Regions from separate parts of the Homo sapiens genome. Here region 1 is linked to region 2. The links are chromatin contacts, found by Hi-C or POLR2A ChIA-PET in ENCODE. All regions are on one chromosome and are shown on one strand. Each heading gives the region's core, a stretch centred on a gene start or an enhancer-like site at or near the end of the contact. The rest is flanking DNA. Distances are from core to core; before and after follow the strand shown.

Region 1 (6,613 bases), core at 2,729-5,228, 1.4 Mb before region 2:
ATTTCTTAGCTATGTGACCTTGAGCCTGTATATAGAATACTTCCATCTCCCTCATAAGTTTTAATATAAGAGGATTAATATAAGAGGAATTAATATAAGATGACATACGAAATGTGAAAATGCTTGGGATAATACATAGTACATAGCAGGCACTCAATAAATGTTAACAGGTGCATTGAGAGGAGAGAAAAACAACTGCTCCTCCCATTAAACAAACAAACAAACAAAAAAACTTGCCTATGCTGAGACCTATGCTGTGTCATGCCCTTGACAAACAGACAAGTTTCATTCTTTCTGGGATAGATACATATTTCCTCTCTCCAAGATAACAAAGGTCAGTGAATGAAGCAAGAAGGCTTGGAAATGAGAATCTATATAACACAGTAGAAATTAGATGTTTCCCGGAGCCCGACAGGTATCTCTAAAAGCGGTACAAGGTACAATTTTGCTACCCATTAGAAAAAGAAGGGGAAGAATGGAGCATATTCCCAAATTTTAATATCGTGCTATCCCAACTCATGCCACGTTTAATTTTTTTGTTCAAAGCTAACAGTTATGGGGTGCCTCCTCAGTGGCAGGCACTGTTCTGTGTGCTTTACACATGTAACTCATTTAATCCTGACAACAAATCTATGATATAGTTACTATTATTATCTCCATTTGGCAGATGAGGAAACTAAGCCACAGCAAAGTTAAGTAACTCGTTTAGGGTCACACAAGCCATTAAGTTGAGGATCATAGCCAGGCTGGCTACAGAACCTGTGCTCCGGCCACACCTCTTAGGTACCCTGGTCATTATAACTGTAACTTACTGAGTGCTTCCTAGGTGCATTGTGCCCAGTGTTGGCATTATATTTCATTTAATGTAATCCTCACAATAATTTAAGAGAATGGTGATATTATCCCTATTTTACAGGTAAGGCAACTGAGACTCACAGGCTTAATATAATTTATCCATAGTCATAAAGCTAATAAATGGCAGAGTTGGGATTTGAACCAAGTTTATCTGATGTCAAATCCCACCACCTTTCTACTACACTTGACTGCCTCCTTTCAAGGACTAGCTTTATTAGAGGTATAAGGTAGCATAAAGAACCTCTCCACTACTCTCCCAAATAACGAACCGGTCTCTCTCTCTCTACAGCATTCATTTCTCTCTGTTGGACTCCTCAATGCCCTATAATCACCTCATAATCCAAACATTTCTCAAATCCATTTTTCCAGATAAGGAAACTGAAGTATATGGTACCCAACTATTTTTTTTCAGGGTTCTAAATTCCATATACCATAGAGCTGGGCAATTTAATTCCACCTCCCCATTCTTACTGCCTGAACCACTATGATCATACATTCACTTCCTATTCATCTGCTCTCAAAATCTCTCCCTTTGAGGGGCAAAACCTCACTGCAATATGATGTTCAGCCATTTTCTTTGTATTATAATCAGCCCTACTATACTGGCCCTACTACAGTCAGTATTAAATATGAGAGCTTTCTCGCCAGGCACAGTACCTTACACCTATAATCGCAGTACTTTGGGAGGCCAAGGTGAGAGGACTGCTTGAGCCCAGCAGTTTGAGAGCAGCCTGGGCAACACAGTGAGACCCCATCTCTACAAAAAATGAATTTAAAAAGTTAGCCCAGTGCTGTTGCACGCACCTGTAGTCTCAGCTACTTGGGAGGGTCGGTGGGGGGGAGGAGATGGAGGCTGCAGTGAGCCGTGATTGCACCAGTGCACTCCAGCCTGGGTGACAGATACAGACCCTGTCTCCAAAAAAGAAGGGAGCGCTTTCTTCTGAAAGAGCTAACTGACCCAGTTCACATCTAGTCAGAGCACTCTCAGGCTTGATCCCAAAATTACAAGGGTTTGGGAATCTTTTGAAACACTTCAGATACCACCTTAAGCAAGACACACCATGCAAAACAACCTTAAAAACATTCCCAATACAAAAGGGGAGCTGGAGATGTTCAGGATTTAAGCTCTGACAGCACCTGGCCAGGAGTGGTAAGTAGATACCAATCTGGAGGGAGACCAATGAGAAGAGATAAATTGGAGGAAGCAAATCTGGAGTCTAATTAGTTTAGCCATAAAGGGAAGGAGAAATATTAAAGAACGTGATTATATCCAGTTGAAGGTTTTTCCTCCTTCCTCCCCTACAGAAACAAATTCCTATTTATTGCTGGGTATCTGGCATATAGTAAGTGCTAAATAAACATTAGTTGATTCAACAAATGGCCAAGTTCTCTTTGCATTTCTTGCTTCTGAAAATCAGTTTGAAGCTGCCTTATATCTTTTCTGGAAAGCAGTAATAAATCGGGTTAAATCATAATCTCCACAATATGTACAACTATGCATTGAATGAGTTATTCCTAAATTAGGCAGACATGTTCAACAATAAAGTGTATCAGAAAGTGAAGGAGCTAAGATATGAATAGATAGAACCTATGAATCTTCCCAAGGAAAGCAACACAGTACGGCAGAAAGAGCGCTCGCTGGACTTGGAGTTGGACAACGTAAATTCAAATCTCAGCTCTATCTCTCAGTGGCTGTGTGGACTTGGGACCACATTATCATTCTAAATTTTATCATTTGTGAATTGGGGAATACCATCACTCTCCTCCCAGGGTTGTTGGGAAGATTAAACGGGAATTCAGCCACCAGTATGCCATTTCTGCCCCGGGTGGAAAAGATTCAAAAATAAGACACCAATTGTCAGTAATACAAAGTGGATGGATGCAGTGGTGGACACAAAGCAAACACTGAAGGGGAGACGATGTACGGGGGCAAAAGAAAGAAAAACATTAACAGCTAGGTTGTGACTTGGTGTTGGGTGTGTTTTCACAGAAGGGAGTCGCCAGTCATTCCTATAAAGCAGTCTTCTAAACCAAAGGATAAAGGTGTGGTAGGCTATCTTTTGAAGTGAGCATGTAAAATTCCTGGAAGGAAAAGTAATGAAGAGCTAACGGTTCTTGGAAAGAGGTTCTGAGAAGTGACTGGGATTTATAACAAGATACTCTTTTACGCAGAGTTGTGAAGTGGAAAGAACTAAACTGGAATACCAGCTCCAAGTATGACCTTGGGCAAGTTACTTAACCAATCTAGAGTCTCAATTGCAAAATGCAGATAATACCTCACAGGATTGCTGTAAGATTAAATAAGATAATGGATAGGAAAGCTGTTAATGCGATACAAATAACAGGTATCATTAGGAGTTACATTCTCCACCCACTTACAACATTATATGTCCATGACCTTGGGCGTGATTTCAGCTCTTTGCACCTCGGTTTCCTCATCTATAAAATGGGGAGGATGATACCATCTACCCTATAAACACTCTGAGGATCAAAGGAGACCATAGATGAGACATCAATGCCTTGAAAACCGTACAGTGCTAAACGTATAGAAACTGCCATCGTTGCTGATACATTTGATGCATGTCAAGGGCCGTGTTTATGCAGGGAAGCACGTATTTTTATGCTATACAGGTGAGGAAGCCTCTCATGCATTTATGCATCCAGGAGTGGGGCACGGGGCACAGATGCACATCTACGGATTCCGGGGGTGTGACTTGCACGCTTGAGAGGAGGACCGGAGGTCAAGCTGCTGGGCCAGGAATCAGAGGAGTGGGCGCTACAGTGGGGGTAGTGGGATGCAGGATGCATGGATGGAAAAGGCTGGGGGCACAAACACGCATGCCCAAGCCGGAAACGTTTTCGGGGGAGAGCAATGCGCATCCCCGGAATGAGGGGGGTGGGGAAGGATGCGATGTGCAAGCACGGAGGGCGGCCCGGGGGTGCGATACCGCACGCCCGGGGCCAGGACTCTTTACCTTGTCGCTGTAATCCCTCAGGACCCGCTCGATAGCCCCTGCTTCGCCGGCCCGGACGATGTAGAGGGCGCGCTCCTCATCCATGGCCGCAGGTGCGGGGGAGCCGCGGCCGCTCTGCGCGCCCAAGCCGCTGCCTCCAGGTAAACGCCTCGCGCCCCCGCTCGCTCCTTCCCAGCTTCCTTCCTTCCCTCTTTCCCTCCCTCCGTCCTGCCTCCAACCCGCCAGCCTCCGCCCGGGCCGGCCCGACGTCACCGCCCCTCAACTTTCACCCCGCGACGTCACCGCTCCCCCAGCAACCGGCGCCTCACGGCCGCCCCTGACAAGGCCCAGGACTCGGTCGAGGCCTGGCTAGCGGACCGAGGCGGAGTCAGGCCCAAGGCCCTGCTTGCTCTCCTGCCTCTCCCTCCCTCGGAGAACTGTCCAGTCTTTTAAGGGGGCTTTCACAGACTGAACCGTTCTTCTTTCCTGACCCTCCTCTATGAATCATTCTCAAAGGACTAGAGCAACCCGGCTCTTCCCCGCCCATCTATGAACCAGCCGCTAAATGGACTGCAATTCCCTGCATGCAATGGGGCTATCCCGCTCTTCCATCTAATTTACTGGCGTGCCGAATGGCATGCTGGGATTGGTAGTCATCCAGCCGGAAAGAATTCCCGCCAAGGGCATGCTGGGAACTGTGGTACCGCGAGGGCCGGAAACGGGAGTCTGGCGGCCGCCTGAGGCCAGCGGCGGGGAGACCGTTAGAGGGAGGGTCTAAGCGTCTGCTTCGGTTTTGTTCGTTATGTCGCTGACTGTCCTGCTTCAGTCTCGGCTGGCTGGGCTGGCTGGACTGGCCGACGGTCGCGGAAACTGCCATCCCTTGGTGGGAACTGTCAAGCACGGTTTAATTCCCTTTTCTCATTTAGCGGTTTCGGTCTCGGGAATTCCTTCCACCCTTATTTGCGTTCTTGTTATGTACTCAGCTACAGTAATGTGGGAAATAATTGAAGGCAGTTATCTGGATAAAAGAGGACTCGGCGATTTTCTGCCTTAATACTAATCTCTAGCATGCATCTCGTGCCACCGGGGCTCCAGACTCTCTTAGGTAATTTCCCTATATCCTCTAATTCTCCCAACACAAATTTTTGTGGAAATAAAAAGGAACCCGAATAGTTTCAGTAATTTATCCTAAGTCACACGGCCAGAGAATGGGAAAGTCGAGGTTTGAAACCAGGCCTTTCCCCCCGAAGCGGCCGCTCTACGACCTCCGGGAACTGTAATAATACCGATACAGTAGCGGTGGTGGTGATGACAAAGATTCCCATTGCCCCGGTGGTAATTACGTGTCAGGCACTCTGTTAATACTTCACCTGTGTTAGCTCAATCAATTTCATACACATTCATTCAACAAATATTTGAGAGCCTGTGCTGTGCCCAGGTGCTGTTAAATGCAGTGTGGATACAGTGGGCCCAAAGTAAAGTCCCTGCCTTCATGGAGCTTCCATTCTAGTGAGCACCCATATGAGTTATTCTCATTTTAAGATGAGGAAACTGAGTCTTGGAGAGGTTAGTTGGTTAATTTATCAAAATTGCAGATTTTTGGAAACTGAATTTGAACTCAGAGCCTGTGCTCTTTCTGCTCTCCCAAGCTTTTTTTTGATGGAAAGTGGATGAATTCTCCAAGTAATTTCAAGTTTTCCATTCCAAGCAGCCTTTACCCATAATCATCCTTGATGTCTCCCCTACCAGTCTCTCCCTCTTGAGCTGTGCTGAAGAGGAACTAGAGGGGGCAAAAGTTTATTTATCTAATGATTGAATTTCTTCTATGCTGTGGTAGATATTCTGCTAGATACTGGGAATTCGGAAATAAGAACGAACATGGGACCTGAGTTTATGGAGCTTTTGGTCTTTCTGTATATTATACTTTCCATGCAGCAAACATTTATTGAGCATATTTGAGTCAGGCATTGGGGTAGGTGCTCTGTAATAAATTAAGTCAGAAAGATTTTAATCCATCTCTCCAAAAAGCACATTTTAGTAAGGTCATGGAATAGTTAGCTAATTTTCTAAGCTAATAGTAACATCTTGCAATTGTTTTTAACAGTTTACAGAACTTTTTAATACTTCTAATCTCAATGGATCATTGGGGAAGGTATTGTTCCCACTTTATAGATAAGAAAACAGGGTCAGATGAGTTAAGTAACAAGAACTGGGACAAAAACTGAGAGCTGTTAACAAAGTATTTGGGTGCCTGCTCTGTGTCCAGTACAGAATTAAGTGCTTTGGGGGTATCCATATATTTATTTTTGGAGCAAGGGTCTCCCAGAGACGATATTAAACGAGCACAAAGTATCTTATTTCCGTAGAGATGTTTCTCTTTAGAATTCTTTTAGAAGGTCTCTGACATTTCAGACACATGTCTTTGAAATGTCTGTTTGCCAGAAATAGGCTATGTTTTTAGTCTCCAACTCTGTACTTCTAAAAAGAGATTTAAAAAATGTAAAACGAGATGAATTAATGACTTGGGAAGTTGTACTTTAGTAATTTTAATTAAATGTTCATATTCTGATTTTGTAACTCAAAGGGATCTTTGACTCTAATTCAAGTCATCTTTTGACCACTGACGAGACTCTGGTTCCAGAAAAATTAAGTGGCTTGTCCAAGGTCAATAGCAGACTCTGGGAATGGAGCCTAGACTAGCTGAGTCCTAGGTCACTACATCACTTTACCTCCTTGAATATTAGTTACGGGATACTTTCAGGGACTAGAGACTCTAGTCCTGTTCTGACTTCACTTCCTGGTGA
Region 2 (6,714 bases), core at 1,141-3,640:
GTAATCCCAGCTACTTAAGAGGCTGAGGCAAGAGAATCACTTGAACCTGAGAGGTGGAGGTTGCAGTGGGCCGAGATAGCACCACTGCACTCAAGCCTGGGTGACAAAGCGAGATTCTGTCTCAAAAAAACAAAACAAAACAAAAAAAAAACAGACTTCCCTGAAACCATACTGTTGTGTTTACATAAAAATAAAAATATGAACCAGAATCAAGGACTTGGCAGGTTTTTGAACATGGCCTTTGAGGCAATGGTGCGTTCTATCATTCAGGATGCAAAATATACAGCATTCTCCATTTGAAAATTAGCTGTGGTAGCCATGTGCTGAGAGGATAATTAATTCTTGGATAAATAAAGGCATTTTTTAGTTGACTTCTAGAAGTACTGCTTCTCTACCAGCCTGTGCTGTCTTGGTTCAGTGTCCATCCTAATACATAGCCAGAACTGGGGAAAAGGGAACTATCAAGTAGCCGAAAGATATTCTCCTGCTTATTTCTGTGCTGACACTAGACTCCAGCCTTAGGACACTTGTAAGAGACAGAAAATGGACCTTGACACCTAGAAACTGGCCTAGAAGCTGTGACACTCAACAGCTGGGCCTTTGCATTCTCCTGTTAAACACAGTTGCATAGAACACCAATATCACACAAGGCCACTCTATAAACTATGAAATGAGACAAAAAACAAGGTGACTCGGTAATCTTGTCTAAGTGCTGACAAAAACAAGGTCATTGTGCAAACCCCCAAAACACCAAACATCTCCCCATCCTGCCTGATAGGATTGTCTGCTGCTGCTTTACCAGTTATGGTTTTAGCCCTGTTCTTGTCTTCCTGCCTAGAGATGAGGTTCATTAAGAATCTCTAATCATAGAATTGTCCCTGCTTCCTGACAATATCCAATGTAGAAAAAAAAAAAAGTTCTGCTTCCTTAAATCCCAACCAAAATCACCTATTATGAACCTAAATCCTGTAGGTTCTTTTCTAACACTCACTTACTGAGATATCTCATGGTTCCTCGTAGTGTGCATTCTGCCCTATAATGTTATAGATTATGTGATCTATCCATTATTTCAACAAGCACTATTGAGTATCACCTTAAGAGCTCCAGCCATGAGGACTTACCTGTTGGGTACAATGTACACTATTTGGGTGATGGTTACACTAAAAGCCCAGACTTCACCACCACCCAATACATCCGTGTAACAAAAATGCACTTGTACCCCCAATCTGTTTTTAAAGTGCCAGCCACTCTTCTAAATGTTTGAGAGACAGCAGTGAACAAGAGAGAGAGGAAAAATCAAGTGGGAGGAGATACATCAAAGCAAATACAATCAGATAATTTTAGATACAAGTGCGATGGGAAAAAATAAGTCACTGGAATAGGAGACTAGGAGTAGAGGGAGAGGTGCTATTCTAGATATAAGGTTGGTGCAAAAGTAATCACAGTTTTTGCTATTACTTTTAATGGCAAAAACTGCGATTACTTTTGCACTAACCTAATAGAATGGTCACAGAAGGCCCTCTGAAGAAAGGATATTTTTGTGAGGTGTGGTTGATGTAAAGAAATCAGACATTGGCCGGGTGCGGTGGCTCACACCTGTAATCCCAGCACTTTCAGAGGCCGAGGAGGGCAGATCACAAGGTCAGGAAATCGAGACCATCCTGGCTAACACGGTGAAACCCCATCTCTACTAAAAATACAAAAAATTAGCCAGGCGTGGTGGCGGGCACCTGTAGTCCCAGCTACTCAGGAAGCTGAGGCCGGAGAATGGCATGAACCTGGCAGGCGGAGCTTGCAGTGAGCCAAGATCACACCACTGCACTCCAGCCTGGGTGACAGAGCGAGACTCTTGTCTCAAAAAAAAAAAAAAGAAAAAAAAAAAAAAAGAAATCAGACATGGGAAGATCCAAGGAAAGAGGATTCCAGGCAAAGAGAATGACAAGAACAGGAGCCCTGAGGCAGGAACGTGCTAGGTGTGTTTCATAAATAAGAGGGAATTTTAAAAAAAAGCCAGAATTCAAAGGCCCATCTGTGGAGTAGAGATGGGGAGGGTGCGGATTTCAGAGAGGGGGTCAGAACATACACCGTGGAAAGGAGTTAAAATTTTATTCAAAGGGCAAGCAAGGTCATTTGGTGAGACAGAGTATGAAAAGTTCCTAGTAAAATGTCAGGCATATAGTAAGTACCCAATAAATGTTAGTCCTCTTCCTAATGTGGAATGAAATAGCAAGTCTATGTCCCCTTTTTCCTTTTTAGGAATTTTATTTTATTTTATAGACAACAGTTGATTGCATGTGGATGTTTTTAAAAACAATGAGTCAAAAGAAAATCATTAACACATGCCTCATTTCCTGAGTGGTCAATTTCAGCTTCTTTCCCTGTGTCAGTTAGATCACACCACTTAGCTGTCATTTTCATTCTTCCAAACAGAACTGATCTGGCATGAAGGAGAGAGAAGAGGTGTATGAGTGAAATTCATCTGACAAGAAAAAGAAAGCAAGAGGTAGGAGAATATAAACCTGAGTAAGTCTAAGTTTTCATGATTTTTCTTCCCATGAAGGGCTCCCCACAAAAAGTCTGGCAGCCTAGATTTTCTTTTTGCTTTTCTCTTTTTCCCTCTTGACATGCTGCAGGATGGCTGCCTCAGCACCCGGTAGCAACTTCATACATAACCATACCCACCAACAGAAAAGAGAAAAGAGGCTCTTCCCCACACTGTGTCACTTTTTTTTTTTTTTTTTTTTTGAAATGGAGTTTCGCTCTTGTTACCCAGGCAGGTTGGAGTGCGGTGGTGGGATCTCGGCTCACTACAACCTCTGCCTCCTGGTTTCAAGTGATTCTCCTGCCTCAGCCTCTCCAGTAGCTGGGATTACAGGTATGCACCACCACGCCCAGCTAATTTTGTATTTTTAGTAGTGATGGGGTTTCACCATGTTGGCCAGGGTGGTCTCGAACTCCTAGCCTCAGGTGATCCACTTGCCTCGGCCTCCCAAAGTGTTGGGATTACAGGCGTCAGCCATTGCGCCAGCCTGTGTCACTTTTAAATCCAGGTGGCACCCAGAACACTTCCTCTCCCATTGCATTAGCCAAGATTTCATTGGCCTTTTCTTGATCCAATTACTGGAAATTGGTTATAATTGGCTCTAGTAAGTTACAGTTTACCCTTGAGTCATGATGGAAGTGCAGGATAGACACCTGAAAAAATTGGGGCTCTGCTGGCAAGAAAAGGAGGGTAATGAATAACTGTTTAATCATTAGTTGTATATCAAAAGTTGTCAGAATCGAAGTGGAGTCACTTTATTAAAGCCCTGACAAATAGAGGCTGGGAAGGCCATGAAGGAAATGTTCCCACGTACATATGGCTGATTACAAAAACAACCAGAAAAGGATGCAAAACTCACAATCTTTTTTTTTTTTTTTTTGAGATGGAGTTTCACTCTTCTCACCCAGGCTGGAGTGCAATGGCGCGATCTCACCTCACTGCAACCTCTGCCTCCTGGGTTCAAGAGATTCTCCTGCCTCAGCCTCCTGAGTAGCTGGGATCACAGGCATGTGCCACCACGCCCAGCTAATTTTTGTATTTTTAGTAGAGACAGGGTTTCGCCATGTTGTTCAGGCTGGTCTCCAACTCCTGACCTCAGGTGATCTGCCCACCTTAGCCTCCCAAAGTGCTGGGATTACAGGCATGAGCCACTGCACCCGGCCAAAACTCACAATCTTGCACAAAGGGTACTGCACCCTTATACAAAAAAAAATTTTTTCTGCAAAGACATCTGCCCAGCAACTGCCTGTCGAACCTGACTGGCATAACCCTTGTTATTGATCCTTGTAGCCAAGGACAATTATCTCAAAACAATTATGTAATCCTCCTTATTTATTCTTTAAAAACCATTATCTTCCTTTACTTCCCCGAATACACCCACCATATTCCATTGCAATGCTTACTCCCAAATAAATATTATTTTCTTTTAGAGAACTTCTCTTCCCATTATTTAGGGTTTTTCAGTAGTGATAAAAATTACAAATGTGCCCCAATATCCAGTTCTCCTTTGGGTTAGACTGCCCTAACCCTTTGAAGATGGGCATGGACATGTGACTAGTTTTGGCCAATGAAATGTGATTAAAGGTTAAATATGACTTTGAGATTCTGGACTGCTAGGAGTTAGGAGGTAGGAATGCAAGAGGTTTATTGGGGGTGATGCCTGAAAGATACAGGGAGCGTGGAGTGGGAGGGGATCAGGAGTAGGCAGGGAAAGCCTTCAGACTGCATTGCACATCTGACACCCTTGAGGGGGAAATACAAAGACAGGTAAATTCGGAGTGAGCAGAAAGAAGCTTAGACTGTGGAGCAGCTCTGAGAAAGTCTTGGCCAAGGCCAGTGGGAATCTCAAAGGCAGATTGCCTGGAGGGGAGTCCCATGTTGGGCAGACATGACTAGGCCGTAGTAATTCCACCAGGCTGTGAGCTACCCAGAGCTCAGCTTCAACACAGCAGCAGATTCCAAAGGTGCTAACAGCTGGAGGCTGTCAGCCAACTTCACTCCTCACAACAGAGCATCTTCAAGGGTGGTAGACAAGAAGTACTTGATTACAAGAGTAATAAAGATTCTGCAGGCCAGAGGCCATGGCTCATGCCTGTAATCTCAGCACTCTGGGAGGCCAAGGCTGGGAGACCATTTGAAGACAGGAGTTCAAAATCAGCCTGGCCAACATGGTAAAACCCCATTTCTACTAAAAATACAAAAATTAGCCAGGCATGGTGGCGCATGCCCGTAGTCCCAGCTACTTGGGAGGCTGAGGCAGGAGACTAGCTTGAACCCAGGAGGTGGAGGTTGCAGTGAGCCAAGATCATGCCACTGCAGTCTAGCCTGGGCTACAGAGTAAGACTCTATACACCCACCCCAAAAAAAGATTCTACAGTAAGCTAGATTCTAGATTCTCCAGCTGCAATGACCCCAGAAGCACATGTGGAGGTGTTGGCTCCTCCGTCAGCCTGCACCCCTGAGTCACTGCGTGGCATGGGGTGGAGGACCTCACCCACACCCACACTGAACCTGCAACATGAATGAGAAAGAAATATTTGTGATCTGTAAGCCACCTGAGATGTTAGGGTTGTGTTATCATAACATACCATATTTTAGCACAGCACTGTATAGCATAGCACAGCATAGTATAGCATAGTACAGCATAGCATAGCATAGCACATTATAGCATAGCATAGCACATTATAGCATAGCATAGCATAGCATAGCACATTATAGCATAGCATAGCACATTATAGCATAGCATAGCATAGCACAGTTGCAGCAACTAACTGTGTCTGCTACAGTATACATTTCCAAATATATGGGCCTACAATTGATAATAGTGTTTTCTTGTGGTGATTGTAATCCCTTTTATATCTGTGGATGTGCCTCCTTTTGCCTTCCCGTAGTGTTTATTTGCACTTTTTCCTTCTTGATTAGTCTTGCTATAGATTTGTTCATTTTGCTGGAGTTTTCAGAGTCCACTTTCTTTTTTAACCATTTCTTTCTTTTTCTGTTTTGTTTTCAATTTCATTTATTTCCAGTCCTTCCTTTTCCTGTTGTCTTCTTTCTAATTTCTTTGGATTTACCCTGATATTATTTTTTACAACTCCTTGAGTTAAATACCAAATTCATTTAAGCCTTCTTTTTTCTTCCGAATATTGCTTAAATTGCATCCAGATGGTTTGGATATTTATTATTGTCATTGTCCTTCAATTTTAAATTCCTTATAATTTTCATTGCCTATTAACCCATGAATTATCTAGAACTTTTAAGTTTCCAAGTAATTTATTTTTCAAATGTGTTAATAGTTTTACTCTTGATTTTTAAGTTGTCTTGGAGAGAGTTATCATTATGAAAGTGATTCTTTGAAATGCATTGGGACTTCCATTGTCATTCTCCTGGTGTTTAATATTTGAAGATGTTTCAAAACCCTTTCTTATAGCATATGCTACTTATTCAGTCCATAAATTACATATTTTTACAGACAGCATTGAATATATGTATTTGTATCTGTCTGATTAGACTGGTAGTTCCTTGATAGTAGAGATAGTGTCCTGCAATTTCCTTGCTGCACTAAATAGCACATAAAAGTTCTCTGTGTGAGTGTAAATGTGGGAAGGAAGACAAAGAGAGAAAAGGAGGGAGAAACAAAGGAAGAGAGGGAGAGAATCATTGTAAAATACTTTTTTTTTGTTTTAGCCCAACTGCCATTATTAATCCTAGGGCTGGATTTCAAGACAATTCACATAATCTTTCTGAAAATAATAATAATGAAAATATTTTGACTACTTACCATGGATCAGGCCCAATGCTAACTACTTTGCATGAATTATCTCATTTAGTCCTCATGAAAACCCAAAAGGTAGGTTCTATCATTATAGTCACTTTACAGATAGAGAAGCAGAACCATGGGCTCATTCAGCTTCCTTTTCCTCTTCTGGTCAAGTGAAACTATGTCTTGTTGAGACCTAAATGTCCACTGTCACTGTCATGTCAGATATTTTTCTCATCATTCTGAAGAGAGTAGCAAATGTCATTCTTCACTACAGGCAGAAAATTCTTCCACGTTTATATGAATGAATGAATGAACGAATGCTACATTCACCATTTAATATTATATTGTGGTTTGTTAGCGACATTGTAGCAGTATCTTACACACCATCTTAATACTTAGGAAGCACTATTTG

What was found. Hi-C counts contacts between places; a loop is a spot of excess contacts on that map. ChIA-PET counts read pairs that join two places held with the same protein, here RNA polymerase II (POLR2A). Pooled maps may share reads with other maps.
Region 1: a loop to region 2 is called in a pooled map, with 7 times the contacts of the local background. The contact joins the promoter of RIC8B here to the promoter of C12orf75-AS1 in region 2. A Hi-C loop is called at or near these places in 1 of 37 single-sample maps with no recorded cell type and 5 of 50 pooled maps. POLR2A ChIA-PET finds 5 or more read pairs at or near these places in 1 of 52 experiments (HEK293).

Annotation. Positions count from the first base shown.
Region 1 is chr12:106,772,047-106,778,659 of GRCh38, reverse strand. RIC8B (RIC8 guanine nucleotide exchange factor B) reads right to left here and starts at 3,978. Exons shown (of 10, transcript NM_001330145.2): 1 at 3,831-3,978. The coding sequence starts at 3,914. LOC100287944 (a long non-coding RNA gene) reads left to right here and starts at 3,829. Exons shown (of 4, transcript NR_040246.1): 1 at 3,829-3,970. RefSeq lists enhancers at 3,458-3,507, 4,278-4,829 and a silencer at 3,838-4,067.
Region 2 is chr12:105,322,693-105,329,406 of GRCh38, reverse strand. It overlaps C12orf75-AS1 (C12orf75 antisense RNA 1), which reads left to right and starts at 2,390. Exons shown (of 3, transcript NR_131986.1): 1 at 2,390-2,503. RefSeq lists an enhancer at 2,024-2,073.